Regions from separate parts of the Homo sapiens genome. Here region 1 is linked to region 2. Evidence: chromatin loops called from intact Hi-C (ENCODE). Cell type or tissue: chondrocyte. All regions are shown on one strand. Links, peaks and the distances in the headings refer to the core of each region. The heading gives the core; the rest is flanking DNA.

Evidence for each region. A loop is a pair of places that touch in the nucleus more often than their neighbours do. Peaks named below come from ENCODE experiments on the same cell type or tissue, not always from the same donor. Only the 100,000 strongest peaks of a DNase experiment are listed, where the experiment ranks them.
Region 1: a loop joins it to region 2, with 2.4 times the contacts of the local background. A loop is called at or near these places in 2 of 110 quality-filtered maps.

Annotation. Positions count from the first base shown.
Region 1 is chr16:58,731,016-58,739,289 of GRCh38, reverse strand. It overlaps GOT2 (glutamic-oxaloacetic transaminase 2), which reads left to right and starts at 4,974. Exons shown (of 10, transcript NM_002080.4): 1 at 4,974-5,150. The coding sequence starts at 5,062. RefSeq lists enhancers at 4,850-4,929, 4,629-5,247 and silencers at 5,370-5,459, 5,560-5,649. In chondrocyte, for the core only: CTCF peaks have their summits at 4,675 and 4,900 (motif pointing right); DNase peaks (open chromatin) are centred at 5,219 and 5,369.
Region 2 is chr16:58,491,359-58,499,683 of GRCh38, reverse strand. It overlaps a transcript of NDRG4 not described here and the pseudogene RNU6-103P. Among named protein-coding and RNA genes, the nearest start is that of NDRG4, 4.6 kb to the left of the region's middle. RefSeq lists enhancers at 2,942-3,497, 3,498-4,053 and a silencer at 6,665-6,959. In chondrocyte, for the core only: CTCF peaks have their summits at 4,318 and 4,521 (motif pointing left); DNase peaks (open chromatin) are centred at 243, 1,033, 5,615, 7,423 and 2 weaker places.

The DNA.
Region 1 (8,274 bases), core at 275-8,274, 240 kb before region 2:
AAAAAGCCCAGGGCAATGGCCAGAAGGGGCAGGTCCACAGAAAAGGGGGGTGGAGGGAGACTGGGGAGGTAGACAGCCAGGACAAGGAAGATAATCAGGAGGGGCATAGGCCATGTCTTTTCCTTCCTTCCTCCTCCACATACCACATTACCTCAGTCCTTTAAAGTTCAGATCAAATGTCACCTCCCCCATGAAGGCCTCCCTGATTTCCACAGCTGACATTGAGCCTTTCCTCCTCTGTGCTCCCCTGGCTCACTCTCTCCTCCATCTGATCTTTGCCACACTCTGCCTCCTCCTATTTTAACTTCCCCCCCACCCCTCGCCCCCTGACAGCGTCTCACTCTGTTGCCCAAGCTAGAGTGCAGTTGCACAATCTCGGCTCACTGCAACCTCTGCCTCCCAGGCTCAAGCAATCCTCCCACCTCAGCCTCCCAAGTAGCTGCAACTACAGGCGCACACCACCACACCTGGCTAATTCTTGCATTTTTTTTTGTAGAGACAGGGTCTCACTATGTTGCCTAGACTGGTCTAGACCGGTCCTGGACTCAAGCAATTTTCCTGCTTCAGCCTCCCAAAGTGCTGGGATTACAGGCATGAGCCATTGCACCTGGCCCATATTTTAACTCTTTTAAAAGTTAACTGGTGTACGTCCTTTGCACTCCAGCTGCTTTGAATGGAGATGTGATGGATGAAGCTATGGCTACTATCTTGGACCACTGGGAGTCAACCATACTTTAGGGAGGGCGGGGCGAGGATCTGGAAGGACTTGACTTCCTAAGGACTCTGGGTCAGAAATGCCACCCCAACCCTGGACTGCCTATCTCCAGATTTTTATGTGAGAAAGATATATATGTTAAGTCAATTATTCGGGGTCTCTGTTAACTGCAGACAACCCCAATTTTAACTAAAGCATTGGGAATTATTTCTGACTCCTTTTCTACCTTTCTCTGCATCTAATCACCAAATCCATCTGATTCTACCTCCTTGATATGCCCCAGATCTGTAACCTTTTCTACATCACTGTTACCTCTACCTGAACTCAGGCAATCAGAATTTCTTGCCTGGATTCCTGTGTAAACCTTCCTTCTACCTAGTCTCCCCACTGTAGGGTTGTTCCTTCCAATCCACCTTTCATATCAGGAACTCAAATTAGCATATATACATATGTATATGTGTGTATATATATATATGTATATGTGTATATGTATGTATATGTGTGTATATATATGTATATGTGTATATATATACACACACAAAAAACTATATGCACACACACACATATACACACATACAGAAAAGTACAGAATCCAATGTGACAAATACTCAACCCCAAAATGGTGACAATTGTTAATCTGATCTGTATTTTTTCTTTTTTTCTTTTTTTTTTTTTTTTTTGGAGTCAGAGTCTTGCTCTGTGCCCAGGCTGGAGTGCAGTGGCACAATCTAGGCTCACTGCAACCTCTGCCTCCCAGGTTTAAGCGATTCTCCTACCTCAGCCTCCTGGGTAGCTGGGACTATAGGCACGCGCCACCACATCTGGCTAATTTTTGTATTTTTAGTAGAGACGGGGTTTCACCATGTTGGCCAGGCTGGTCTCTAATTCTTGACCTCAGGTGATCCGCCCGCTTTGGCCTCCAAAGTGCTGGGATTACAGGCGCGAGCCACCGTGCCTGCCTCTTATCTATAATTTTTATGAAGCTAATATGACAAAGTTGTCTCCTTCCCTCCACAAGGGCAAATACGCTCATGCCCTCCTAATCCTGTATTGAACCATATCCTTGGCATATTTTTTCAAACTTTTACATACATTTATGAATAAATGTATGTTATGGTTTTGTGTATTTTAAAAATATTGTCTAAGTGGCACCATATTATATGTATAATTCTATAGCATGTTTATGTTTTTGAGGTCTATCCATGGTGACATCTATTGAGTTCATTCACGTTAGTAGTTCTGTAATGCTCCATCATGAGACTGTAGCAGAACATCCATCTCTTCCTCCATCGATGGGCGACTAGGTTGTTCCCTGTTTTGCTTTTATAAACAATGCTTTACTGACAGCCTTAAAAATGTGTGAGAAGATCTCTAGGGTTTATACCTGGACATGTAATTGTTTTGGGAATAGTAGTTGTTATGTGTTGAAATGTGCCCCCAAAAAAGATACGTTTAAGTTCTAACCTGGGGAACCCATTAATGTGATCTATTTGAAAATAGGGTCTTTACAGATGTAATCAGGCGAAGATGAGGCAATTAAGATGCACCCTACCCCAATATGATTGGTGTCCTTAAAAGAAGAGAAGAGACAGACAGGGAGAGAACACTGTGTGACACCAGAGGCAGAGATTAGTGATGCCTCTAACAGCATACGAATGCCCAGGAGTGCAGACAATTGCCAGAAGCTAGGAGAAGCATGGAACAGAGTCTCTGAGACCCCATAAGGCACAAACCCTGCCAATACCTTGATTTTTGATTTTGGGCCTCCAGAATTGTGAGTGAATAAATTTCTGTTGTTTTAAACCACCCAATTCATGGGGATTTGTTACAGCAGTCTGAGCAAACTGATGTACTGGTATGTTTGAAATTCTTGTTTCTTGGTGCTGTAAAGAAATAGCACTTGAACATAAATTTAATTTCCTCAGCAAGGCCATCTTTATACTTTCGGCAGAAAGGGTACACTCGACAGCAGTTTTGCCATGAGAGTACACCAAACAAAGGAGACAAGGTCACTTATAACCTGATACATCCACCTTGCTGCTGTGTCCGGTTTTCATTGGCTGGAACAGGTCCTCACATTTTGTATTTGTTCTGATTGGCTAGCAACTTAGAACTTTTTAAAAGAGGCAAAGGCAGAGGAGAGCAAAGGAAGGAGGAAGTAACTTGTGGAATGCTGAGAAAGGTAAAAACACCTTCAAATAAGGAAGAGGAACAGGCTATGACCTAATGCTTGCTTGGACCAGTATAAGCATGCCAGGGCAAATATTTAGGCTAAATGGTGGCAGCTAGGAACATAAAGTACATTGATTTCTTTATTATGGCTAGCAGATATTTAAGACTGTTAGTACAGGTCTTTGAATACATTTTGTTTTTAAGAGAAGTTACTATTTATTTCTAATTAGACAGGGAGGAAAGTCTTTAAAGAAGAATCTCTACTTTACTTTTCACAGGTAGAATCCCAAGTCATGGCCTATAGGCGCATAGGTCAAGGTCATATGAGAGCATAAGGGTCTGAGACAGTAAATTGGAGCTGGGCCGGAAGGACCTAGAATGTGGCCCTAAGTAGGGGTTTAGACTTTACCATTCAGGCAACGTGGAGCCACAGAGGAGATATTAAATTGCCAAGGTACACAGTTCTATCTCGGTTTTATTTTATTTATGTATGTATTTATTTATTTATTTAGAGCCAGCGTCTCACTCTGTTACCCAGGCTGGAGTGCAGTAGCGCAATCCTGGCTCACTGCACTCTTTTTTTTTTTTTTTTTTTGAGTCGGAGTCTGGCTCTGTTGCCCAGGCTGGAGTGCAGTGGCGCGATCTTGGCTCACTGCAAGCTCCGCCTCCCGGGTTCATGCCATTCTCCTGCCTCAGCCTCCCGAGTAGCTGGGACTACAGGCGCCCGCCACTATGCCCGGCTACTTTTTTTTTGTATTTTTTTAGTAGAGAGAGGGTTAGCCAGGATGGACTCGATCTCCTGACCTCGTGATCCGCCTGCCTCGGCCTCCCAAAGTGCTGGGATTACAGGCGTGAGCCACCGCGCCCGGCCTGCACTCTTGAATTAATGGGCTCAAGCAATCCTCCCTCCTCAGCCTTCTGAGTAGCTGGAACAGGCACGCAACACCACATCCTGCTAATTTTTTTTTATTTTTTTAAGAGATGGGGGTTTCATCTTGTTACCCAGGCTGGTCTCAGACTCTTGTTTTCATGCTATCCTCCTGCCTCAGTCTACCAAAGTGTTGGGTTTACAGGCATAAGCCAACACACCGGGCCCCTACCTTGGTTTAAGAGACGAGTATCAGAGAAATAGACTACACATGAGAAAGACTCGTTTGACTTGTGGATGTGTCTGAAATTCATTTGCTTTTTCCTTTAAAACCGATTCATTTCCTTCAAAACCGATTCATTTCCTTCCACAAACAGTTATCAGGATTTGACATACACGAGTTTGTCATTAATGACCATGGGTTATTTTGTGCTTACTAAATCAGGCCCTGTTTTAGACATAATCTGCTAATCTTATTAATCCTCACAACTGCCCCACAAAATACACATGCGACCCTCTCCATAAAAGGGATAAGGAAGCCAGGTGCGGTGGCTCATGCCTGTAATCCTAGCAGTCTTGGGAGACTGAGACGGGCAGATCACTTGAGATCAGGAGTTTGAGACCAGACTGGTCAACATGGTGAAACCCCCGTCTCTACTAAAAATACAAAAATTAGCCGGGCGTGGTGGTGGCACCTGTAACCCAGCTACTCGGGGAGCTGAGGCAGGAGAATCGCTTGAACCTGGGAGGCAGAGGTTGTAGTGAGCCGAAATCACGCCACTGCACTCCAGCCTGGGTGACAGAGTGAAACTCCATCTCAAAAAAAAAAAAAAAAAAAAAAGGGTGGGGGATAAGGAAACATTCAGGAACGACGTGACATGACTTGTGCTTAGGGAAACTATTAGGGTTGAAAGTAAGGCCACCTTGGGTCCTAATGGCTGTAAGGCATCAGACAAAATACGTCAACTATGTCAGCCTACATTTTCTCATCTTTCAAACTGCCATAACAGCAGCCACCTCTTCGGCCGGCCAGGCCTGGCCCAGCTGGATTAAATGAATGAAGCGCAGCAAGGGCTGGGCGTAGGTAAACTGTGCAGTCATCCTCTTCCACGACCTCCGCTGAGCCCACGCCGCTCCGCCCGCCGGCCGCCAGGGATCGCTGTGACGTGGCTCGGGCCCAGCACGCGGCCGCTCTGGCCCAGGGAAGTCCCTGTCCTTACCTTCAGCAGGAGCCGGTTCCCTGTGTGTGTGTCCGCTCGCCCTCTGCTCCGTCCTGCGGCTGCCCACTGCCCTCCTACGGTCCACCATGGCCCTGCTGCACTCCGGCCGCGTCCTCCCCGGGATCGCCGCCGCCTTCCACCCGGGCCTCGCCGCCGCGGCCTCTGCCAGAGCCAGGTAAGCCAAGGGAAACGGAGATGGAGCCAGGGCGATGGCCCTGCCCCGCCGAGCTGCGAGCACCCCAGGACATTCACCCCTCCCGGCCCCCAAATACACACTGTCACTCACACGCACACACACACACTTTTCTGCCACCCCCTCGGCTTTCCCTTACTGGGGACTGAGGATTGAGCGTCCGTGCCCCACAGTGATCCTCAGGATCCCACATCCCTCTGGTCCCCGCACTGGGCCCTGCAGGAAGGCGTGCAACGCAATCCCTAGGGAAAGGAAGTGTGGCCCTCGGCGGTTGCCGGACTCCCATTCAGTGGGAGGGGTGCGGATAGTACTGGGGCAGCGGCGCCGGGTAACGACCGTGCCCTTGATAGGGTGCCCTGGGGGCGGCGGGCGCACCTGTCCTGGCCCCCGGCCCGCCCGAGTCGGTGGGCCGGCGGCGGCTGGCTGCCGCGTGTGTGCCCTGGGCGGGAAGAGCGCGAGAGGAAGGTTTCCGGGGCGCCGGCATTCGGGCCTCGCTTTCCTTCCCGCACCTGCGACCTTGGCGTGCGGCATTCTCCTGACCTTGCGACCCCCCGAGGTCCCTGTGACCCCGGGGCCCGTTTGGCCTTTGCTTGGGAAAGGGTCGAGGTGTAGTGTGTCTCTTTTTTTGTTTTGTTTTGTTTTTTCCTTATTGCCCCTAAGGAGGTCCGGTTGCAGGGAGGCTATCAATCTTCCTCTCCATCTCCCTGTGCTCTTTCATTCAGTAAATATTTCGTAACTGCAGTTTCTCAGAGCCAGGCTCTGGACCAGATGCCAACGATACAACTGTGAACAAGGCGAGGGAAGGACAATGACAAATGGTCATTGCTCAAAAAATGACAAACGTAATTTCGTACTGTGGCGTGTATAATAGTATGGAGGGAAATTTCAGAGCTTGAAACGAGCTCTAGTAATTCATTCCCAGTGGAGACCGGAGCCAGAAGATTAATTCAACTCAAGAAGCCGATTTGGAGCACTCTCCTTAAGCACTACCTTAATAAGGAACTGAGTTTTAAAACCACCCCCAAGCAGGTATTAACTGCAAGGAGCAAAGCGTAGCTTGGCCTTTCGTTTGAATGTATGCTCTGTGTCTTTCAGCCAGCAGAACTATCTGTCCTTTCCAAGGCCCCACAGCCTTGGCAGTACAGTTTTGCCCAGGCTTCGCACTTTTTTCTCTTCCTGACTTGGCTCCTTCCTGGCCCACTGTCAACGTGTGCTCTTTAAGTCTGCCTACCTAGTGGGCCAGAGCCAGGAGGAGTTATTTATGCAACAAATTTGGAAAACCAAAGGAGTGCTTAAAATTTCCGTCAAGAGAAAGTATGTTTCCCTATTGCAGTAATCTTAAAATAATACCTTGTTTTATGGATTTGGCTAGATCACCTGAAGCTCTAGTGCTTGGTGAAAATCCCTTGGGGTCAGGGTTAGTCATTCTTTCAGTTTGAGAGTCTGACTCATTTTTCTTTTCTGTATTTTTCTTACTAGAATGTAAGTTCCATGAGAGCGGAGACTTTACCTACTTTATATTCACTGTTACATCTCAGCACTATTAACAGTTGCTGGCATGTCTCTTATATTGGATATTTTTATTTTAAGCCCTGATTTTTCACGTAATGCAACGGAAACAAATACAGTATGACATTTTAATGTTGTATCTTAGATCAAAATCTGAACATAGGCTGGTCCAAGTGTAATGGTGTTTACAACTAATTGATCATAACCAGTTACAGATTTTATTGTTCCTTCTCTCGACTAATCTTACACAGGGGAACCACAGTGCTGCAAAATATGTACCAAAAAAAATTCCCTTTTTTTTTTTCTTTAAATACAGGGTCTCACTGTGTTGCCCAGGCTGGAGTGCAGTGGCACAATCATGGCTCACTGCAGCCTGACCTTCCAGGCTCAAGTGGTCCTCCTGCTTCAGCCTCCCAAGTAGCTGGGACTGCAGGCATACACCACCACACCCAGCTAATTTTTTATTTTTTGTAGAGACAGAGTCTCCCTGTGTTGGTCTCAGACTCCTCCCACATCAGCCCCGCAAAGCGCTGGGATTATAGGCTAAGCAACCCCACCTGACCAGAAAATAAATTCTTGAAATAGTTGAGCACCTAATGTTGAGGAATTACTCTTCAGATTTAAATAATGATACCTGATTAGGTGACAGAATCAGATGCCATATTTGGCATGAAGGTTAACTCTTCAGGCAAGATCAGACTTCCCTCCTTACACTGTGGAAGTGATCTTTACCTAGCTCCAAATGGTAAAAGTGGAAAATACTTAAACTGAATTCATCGACATTTCTATTTAAATGGCTCATTCTAATACAATAAAACCTTGTCTGTTGTTATTCTGAAGAACTGAGGATTTATCCAATGGCATACTTGGAACTCTTTGTAAATATGTGGAACTCTTTGTAAGTTCAAGTGTATCATTTAGCTAAACACTGCGAATAAAACTTTCTCTTGTTGACTTGTACTGTAAATGTATAGTGACATGAGATCAGACATAGTTGCAGTTCAATGAAGAAAAAAAAAGATGCTAATGTATTTTGATTTATAATGATTTGCTTTTAATTATTTAATTCTGATTATTTACTTTTTGGTGAAATAACTGAGCAGGTCTCGTGAGACTTTAAAAATGCAGTGTGCAACTGTGGTACCATAACCATTGGTTAAAAGATCACAGACCAGGCACAGTAGCTCACACCTGTAATTCTAGCACTTTGGGAGGCTGAGGCAGGTGGATTGCTTGAGCTCGGGAGTTCTAGACCAGCTGGGCAACATGGCAAGACCCCGTCTCTACATAAAATACAAAAATTAGCCGGGCATGGTGATGTGCACCTGGAGTCCCAGCTACTTGGGAGGCTGAGGTGGGAGGGTCGCTCGAGCCTGATCGCTTGAGAGGTGAAGAGTTGCAGTGAGCCCGCTGATCACGCCGCTGCACTCCAGCCTGAGCAACAAAGCAAGACTGTGTCTCAAAAAAAAAAGATCACAGCTGTGCTATTGTCTCTGCCATTTTTAGCTCTGTGATTGTGGGCAAGCTAATTAACTTCCCTTCTGATTTTAAAGTAAGAAGAATGTGAGGAAAAGCAGTTTAAAAACTGTAAAACTTT
Region 2 (8,325 bases), core at 191-8,190:
GCCCCAAGCCCAACATCTTGGGGACCAGACCCCCACGCCCAGCCTTCCCATTAGGAAGGTTCCATCGCTTAACCTTGTGGAGGCCTGGGGAGCTGCTGCTTTCTGGGGCAACTTGGGTTATCACCCTGCTTCAAGGGGCTGCTCCTTCTCCACCCACCAGGGATGAAAATCCCACCTTGCCCACGCAGATACAGGGGGTTTCCCCACATGCTGAAAATGGAGTTTGGGGGCCGGGGGCCAGGGGCCCTGGGCAGATAGCAGGGCCAGGGGTATGGTCAGGCACACACCAGCTCTGCCCTCCCCACCCTCACCCTGCTGCCAGGGGCTCCAGACCACCAGGGAGAGGAAGCGGGGCTAGGAGGCAGCTTGCTGACATTGACATGCCCACCTCCTGTAGACCCACCCGGCCCTCGTTCCCAGAGGCAACCAGTTTGGGGCTTGGCTCTCGGGTCTCTGGGGAGCAGAACACTAGGTCTATCTCAGGCTCCGTGCCCTGTTCTCCTGGGCAGCAAGGATCTGGGTGGCGAGCTCGCCCGAGGCCTGCAGGTGGAGTGAGCAGAGGAGAAGAAAGGCCAAGAAGTGCACAGGAGGAGAGGAAATAGGCCAGAGAGGGAAGCAGAGGAGGGGGCCCAAGGCTGGGAGAGCAGGAGCCACAGAGAGAAGGGGGCTGCTGCGTGCCTATGCTCCCAAATCCATGAAGATTATATGTATTATCGTTGCAACTGCCTGTGCAGTAGGCACTGCTGTTTCTCCCATTTATATATGGAGGCTCAGAGAGGTTGACTGACTTGCCCAAGGTCACACAGCAAAGAAGTGGCAGACCTATGAGTGGGATCAGGGTTTGGCTGGCAAGACCTGACCCTGCCTTGTCTGGCCACGATAACTGCACAACTGCCAGAAAAGGGGCCAACAGTTTGGAGAGGCACACAGACTGCCCCATTTCTCTCCTGCCAGGGCCTGGGCAAGGGTGGGGTCAGGGCACAGAGCCTGAGATAGCCCTAGTGTCCTGCTCCCCAGATACCCGAGAGCCAAGCCCCAAACTGGTTGCCTCCAGGAACAAGGGCCGGGTGGGTCTACAGGAGGTGGGCATGTCAACGTCAGTAGCTGCCTCCTATCCGGCTTCCTCTCCCTGTCTTGCTGAAGAAGGAACACGCCACTCACCCCAGCCCATGCTGATGGCCCTGCATGCTGACTGGCTGCCCTTGGAGAAAGTGGTCATCTCTTCATCTCTGGGTACCTGCTGACCTGGTCGACACCTGCTATGTACACTATTGCTGGTCATGTCCTCTGCCTGGGGGCACCTATTCCATCTCTCACCTCTTACTCTGGAGGCCTAGGGAAGACTGACAGGCCCTGTGCTCCCCAGGGCAGCAGGAAGTAGAATGGGGAGTCCCCCTGGCCCGTCACCTCCTGGCCATGCTCCCCATTCCTGCAGGCACTGTGGCACAGGAAGAGGCTTGGAAAACTGAGGCACAGCCCTGCCCTCTGCCCACAATGCCCTCCCATGTCCCCCAAGGCCCCACCCAATCCTACGCCCACTCCAACCTCTGACCCCTGAGTGGCCTCTCCCCACCTTTGGACCCAGGTGACAAGCTGACCTGCGACACTGCCCACTCCAAGCCACAGCCTCCATGACTGCTCAGCTGTCTGCAAACCCACAGACGTGGGTTTAAGTCCTTCCTGGCCCCCTACCAGCCGGGTGACCTTGGGCAAGATTTTTTTTTTAACCTCTCTGTGTCTCAGGCTTCTAATTGTAAAGCAGGGACTGTGTGCCTTTCTCACCAAGCTGCTGTGAGAATCAGAAAAAACTGCAGAAATCACTCTAGATCTGACCCCACCCCTGCCCAGGTCCTGGCAGGGGAGAAATGAGGCAGCCTGTGTGCCTCTCCAAATTGTTGGCCCTTTTTCTGGTGGTTGTGCAGTTACAGTGGCCAGACAAGGCAGGCTCAGGTCTTGCCAGCCAAACCCAGGTCTTGCCAGCCAAACCCTGGTGCCACTCATAGCTCTGCCACTTCTTTGCTGTGTGACCTTGGGGAAGTCAATCAACCTCTCTGAGCCTCCGTATGTAAATGGGAGAAACAGCAGTGCCTACTGCACAGGCAGCTGCAAGGATAATACATATAATCCTCATGGACCTATGAGAAGGGATGAGGAAACTGAGAGTTGGAGAGGTTAGGTAATTTCCTCACTTGGCTAGTAAGCAGCGGCAGCTACTAGTACCCCAGCACTCTGGGTGGGCCTGAGGTCTCAGAATCAAGAGTGGCAAACACTATGTTCAAATGTCCTCCATGTGCCAGGCTTTCTTGGAGTGCTTTACCCATTCTCTCTATCCCTCTTTTTTTTTCTTCTTCTTCTTTTTTTGGAGACATGGTCTTGCTCTGTTGCCCAGGCTGGAGTGCAATGGTGCAATCTCTGCTCACTGCAACCTCCGCCTCCCGGGTTCAAGCCATTCTCCTGCCTCAGCCTCCCAAGTAGCTGGGACTACCAGCGCCTGCCACCACACCTGGCTAATTATTGTATTTTTAGTAGAGATGGGGTTTCACTATATTGGCAAGGCTGGCCTCAAACTCCTGACCTCAAGTGATGCACCTGCCTCAGCCTCCGAAAGTGCTGAGATTACAGGTATGAGTCACCACACCCAGCCTTTATCCTCTTTTTGGAAAATATTTTTAAGTATGGAAGGCTTCACGAATATGTGGGTCATTCTTGTACAGGGGTCGTGCTCATCTTCTCTGTATCATTCCAATTTTGGTATATGTGCTGCTGGGGCGAGCACTCATTTTCTCTCTTAATACCCTCTTTACAAATGAGGCAAATAAAGCACAGGGAGGTTTGGTAACCTGCCTAACATCACACAGCTAGTGGGCACAGAGCCAGGAACCACACCCAGGCAGTTTGGTGCTAACTCCACACTCTGGTGGCCACTCGTCACGGTCAGCTGAGTGTCCATATGAGGGGCCCATGGGCACCATCGCCTTAGAAACACTCGGGAGGTCCGTGCTGCCTGTCTCCCTGAAAATGCGGTAGACAAATGGAGTGACTTGGGCTGGAGGTCACATGCTTGGAAGTGGCGGGGCCAGAACCTAGGTCTGTCTGGCTCATGTTAGTCCCTCTGCTATACTACCTCCCCCACTGGCTGCCCCCACGGAGGCAGGGGACAGTGACAACGCCTGCCATAGTGAGCAGGAGATAAAATCCCTGCCAGGTCTTGGCCCAGATAACGACCATCCATTCTTGTGGCTGCTTTTCTAAAACAAAAAACGAAAAAAATGCTGCCTCCATGTGGTGTGACAGGAGTGGACAGGAAGGTGCCTTTTAATGCAACCTGCCTTTTACCAAGCAGAGGATCCTGAGAACCGGGGTCCCACACACCCTGGGCCCCGCAACTCCGGGGCTGCAGCTCAGAGGGCTCAGGGGCCAGAGGCAGCTTCGCAGCAGCAGTTGGGAACCCAGAGGTATGGTAGGGTCTCCTCCACGACTCCAGGATTCCCCTCTGCCTGTCCCCCACACCGTGGGCCTGTGTGCTGGGGCTGGCATCAGCACTGTTGGCGTCGGCCTCCCACACTGTGGGACCAGTGTGTTGAGGCACCGGCTGGCTGCTCTGAGATTTTACTTGGCCAACCCCCTCCTCCAGGGCCCATTTGCCTGCATAGCTCATCCTCATTTGCAGCATGGAGGACAAAGAAAATCCCCTGGTGAGCCTGCCCTGATCTCCGGCTGTCCCTTCCCACCAGCCTGGGCCAGCTCCCGACCACTTCCCTCCCATCCCACCTCCTGGGCTCCCATTCACTCCCCACTGCCGGAACCCTAGCCTCTCCTTCCAGCTCCAGAGCCCTTTGTGCTTGGAGATGGCATTCCCGGAGGATCTGAGCACATGTACATTGGCTGCCCTGAAGTCTCCCCTCTCGTCCTTGAAGTGGCGCGTGACCGAGGGACCAGCACACAGGCCCAGATTCTCACACTGATCCTCGCGTTGCTCCCACTGGGGGACGAGCCAAAGGGCAGCCCCGCCTCCGTGTCACCCCTGCATCCAGACCACTTGGCTGGTGCTGTCACGGGGCTTGGAGGCTGACCCAAAACCAGGTCAGGCCCAGGCAAGGACAGAGACTCGGGAGCTGCTTCCACCTTACCAGGAGGAAGGGTCTGAATTGGTTCAGCATGTCGGGATGGCCAGTGGGGCCCCAGAACCCAGCAGGGTTCCCTTGTGTCTGCTGTCAGGCATTTTCCCAGACCCGGAAATCAATGGTCACTGTGGGACTCAGAGGGGAGAAACGACTGGCCGAGTGAGCAACATCATCACCCGGAGGAATAAAAACAAAGGGCGCTTTCAGTTTCCACGGAGAACCTGGCATCAACTAAGGAGGACAGGGTTGTCCTGGCAACAGCTGTCATGGAAACAGGAGCTATTTTAGAGTCAACCTGCCTTTCATTGGAGGAAAATGCTGATTCAGATGACAACATCCCTCACTCTCTTTTCCATTCTCACTCCCCCTAGAGGCCCCGTCTCTTCCCTGCTGCTCGCAGAAGCAGGGCCAGTTCATCTCCCACCCCAGCATCTCTCTGTTAGGCAGGGGGCACACAGAAGGGCTGTGACCCTCCTCTGGGACCTGGCCAGGTGGGGTGAGGGGCTGCCAGCTGTCAGTCCCACATCTTGGGGGTCTGAGCCTTGACCTACCTTCCAGTCTGTGTCTGCAGCCAAGAGGAAGGCATCGGAGCTCTCCTAGGGGAAGGCAAACAGAGGGGGTGGCAAGTTAGGCCCTGGCTGGTCTGGGGAGCCCGTGGGGCCTTAGCAGACTCAATTTCTGTCCCCTAGTCTGTCTTTTCTCTTTTCTTTTCTTTTTTTTTTTTTTTAGAGACAGGGTCTCACTCTATCACCCAGGCTGGAGTGCAGTGGTGCAATCACAGCTCACTGTATCCTCCAACTCCTGGGTTCAAATGATCCTCCTGTCTTGGCCTCCTAAAGCGCTGGGATTACAGGCATGAAACACCGCACCCAGCCCACCAGTCTGTCTCAATGTTAACAAAAGTGACCAAGGGCTCACCGAAGTGCCAGGCATTGGCTACCAAGTACTTGGTGGAGGAGCGTGTGAGCGTCCTCATTAAGGAGGTGTGGATTCCATCTTACAGGCCACAAGGGTGAGGCTCAGAGAGGCTGTCACAGGGCTAGAAAGTGCTGGAATGTCCCACTGCAAATCCTTGCTGTTGGTCACTTTGCCCTTCTGCTCCCATAGATGTTTTTCATGGTCTGACCATCAGGCCACAAGGGTGGAAGGAAGGGAGGGAAGGGGGGAGGTGGGCGTGACTAACATGCCCACTTGTAGGGATGGGGAAGCTGAGGCCCACACAGTGAGGGGGAAAGAGGGACCTTTTCCAATCCACACAAAGTTACAGTGGCAGCTGCTCCCACCTCTCCAGACCTGGTCGCTTTGTGCCTCAGATCACTGGAGCTTACTTCACAGTGAACCGTTTGAGTCTGGCTAGTGCGTGTTCTACCCACCGGACCGCGGGCACCACGAGGGCGGGACCACATCTAGCTGTGCTCTCAGTATGATGCTGGCATGGAAGGGGCTCCCCAGACACAAACAGATCTGGATGAACAATCAGGCTTCACCGATGAGGGGAGAGAGGCTCAAAATGCACCCACAGGTTACGAGGCTGCACAGATGGCTGGGGAGGAGCGGGGGCTGGAACCCCGCGTCTGAGTTGCCAGGCTCTCCCTGAGGCCGAGGGGCCCACAGACACTCTGCGGGGGCCTGGCTCTGGCTGTGCGACTCACCCACTCTGGGTCCCCGTCTCCCCATCTGTACAACAAGACAGCTGGCCAGCTCAGACTCGGGCCACTTTCAGGCCTGGTGAGGGAAACTAATCAGGGACCAGCACACGTCCAGGTAAAGGAGAACTCACAGGTTCTGCCTTGCCTTCCCCTGCGTCTGCCTAGAAACCTCTCTGCCCCGCTCTGCGAGGCTGTGAACTCCCGGGCAGCTCACTCAGCCTCCGAGCCTCAGTGTTGTGAGGATTAGAGGAGAAGCTCAGTGTTGCCCATCGTTCTGCCCTTTGTATCCCAGCACTGGACTGTGCCTGCTACAGATCCTCCTAAGGAATAAATACATGGATTGGCCAGGCATGGTGGCTCATGCCTGTAATCCCAGCACTTTGGGAAGCTGAGGCGGGCAGATCACCTGAGGCCAGGAGTTCGAGACCAGCCTGGCCAACGTGTCAAAACCGTGTCTCTACTAAAAATACAAAAATTAGCTGGGTGTGGTGGCACATGCCTGTAATCCCAGCTGCTAGGGAGGCTGAGGCAGGAGAATCACTTGAACCTGGGAGGCAGAGGTTGCAGTGAGCTGAGACTGCACTACTGCACTCCAGCTTGCGTGATAGAGTGAGACTCTGTCTCAAAAACAAACAAACAAACAAAAACAAACCACGGATGACTGAGACAGTCACATGAGAAATAGGGTGCCACAGGAGGATGAGGGAAGCAGTCAGCTAGGTAAGTACAAGGAGGAAAATGACCCCAAATCACAGGAGTGGAAAGCAGAAGAATGAAACCAGTATTTCTGCCATTTTTCCCAAAATAAGGAAGAGTTCAGCCACCTGCATTCCAGCAGGCCAGGTGGTGGAGAAAAATCAGAGGGCACTAGGGGTTCCCATGCCCAAAGGGGAAAGCCAGGCTTTGGGCTGCCTGCGACTGTCACATAGAGAATGGCCACACCCACTTGGGCTTCTTCTGCAGATTCGTTCCAGGCCTGTGGTGGCTCTGCAGGGAGGAGGGAAGGAGAGGAGGGAAAGGATGGGGCTGGAGGGGGAGGACAAGGGCCTGGGGCTGATCATGAATCTCTCACTCAAAGACCTTGCACAAGCGGGCTGAGGAGAAGGAAGGGGAGATGTCTATACTCGGGACCTTAAGAGGGCAATTATCTCAGAGAAGGACAGAGGCGGCAGTTTTGTTACAAGCAAAAGCTAACAAAAAAGAAGGCCGGGCGTGGTCACTCACACCTGCAATTCCTGCACTTTGGAAGGCCGAGGCAAGAGGATCACTTGAGCCCAGGAGGTCCAGGCTGCAGTGAGCTAAGATTGTGGCACTACACTCCAGACTGGGTGACAGGGCGAGACTGTCTGTCTGTCTCTCACACACACACACACACACACACACACACACACACACACACACACACACACACACACACACACGGTGGAGCAGATAATGGCAGGGTGTGCTGTATGCTCTCTGGGTCTGGGGGCCCCAGGAGATGAAGGGTGTGGGAGGGGAAGGACTCAAAAGCCAAGAAAATGCAGGAAGAATAGAAGCCCATGCAGAGGCCCCTGAAGTCCCGTGGGAACAGGGTGAGCACGAGGAGGAGAACAGGTGGCAGTGCGGGCCCAGCTGAGGGAGGCAGAGGAGTGGTGTGTGGGAGGCAGGATGGGGACATAGGAGCAGAGGAACCCAGACAGGCCAGGCACTGGAGTCTCCAAAGGCAAAAGCCAGGCTCCAGCAGTGGGCGGGCAGGCTGTGAGTAGATGTGTGGAAATCCTCACTTCCCACTGGACTGAAAGAATTTGCACCTGGCAAATGGCAGAACATTTAAAAAGTGAACAGGGTGCCAGGTGAAGTGGCTCACGATTGTAATCCCAGCTACTTGGGAGGCTGAGGTGGGAGAAATGCCTGAGGCCAGGAGTTCGAGACCAGCCTGGGCAACATAGAAAGATCCCATGTCTCTACAAAATAGAAAAATGAGACAGGCATGGTGGTGCATGCCTGTAGTCCCAGCTACTCAGGAGGCTGAAGTAGGAGGATCACTTGAGCCCTCTCTAACCTCCCTGAAGGAGGAGGCTGTTATGGTCACACCCCTTGCACTCTAGCCTGGGTGCCAGAGCCAGACTTATCTCTAAACAAAAAATAAATAAAAAGTGAAAAGGATGGGGCTGGGCACAGTGGATCATGCCTGTAATCCCAGCACTTTGGGAGGCCAAGGCGAGCCAATCACCTGAGGTTGGGAGTTTGAGGCCAGCCTGACCAACATGGAGAAACTCCATCTCTACTAAAAATACAAAATTAGCCGGGTGTGGTGGCTCATGCCTGTAATCCCAGCTACTTGGGAGGCTGAGGCAGGAGAATCACTTGAATTGGGGAGGCGGAGGTTGTGGTGAGCTGAGATCGCGCCATTGCATTCCAGCCTGGGCAACAAAAGCAAAACTCTGTCTTAAATAAAATGAAAAAAAAAAAAGTGAAAAGGATGGATGCTTTCAGCACTGCAGCTGGAAAAGGAGAATCGTCTGTGAGCGCCACAGCCTGAGAGAGCCAGACTAGCTCTTGAAGACAGA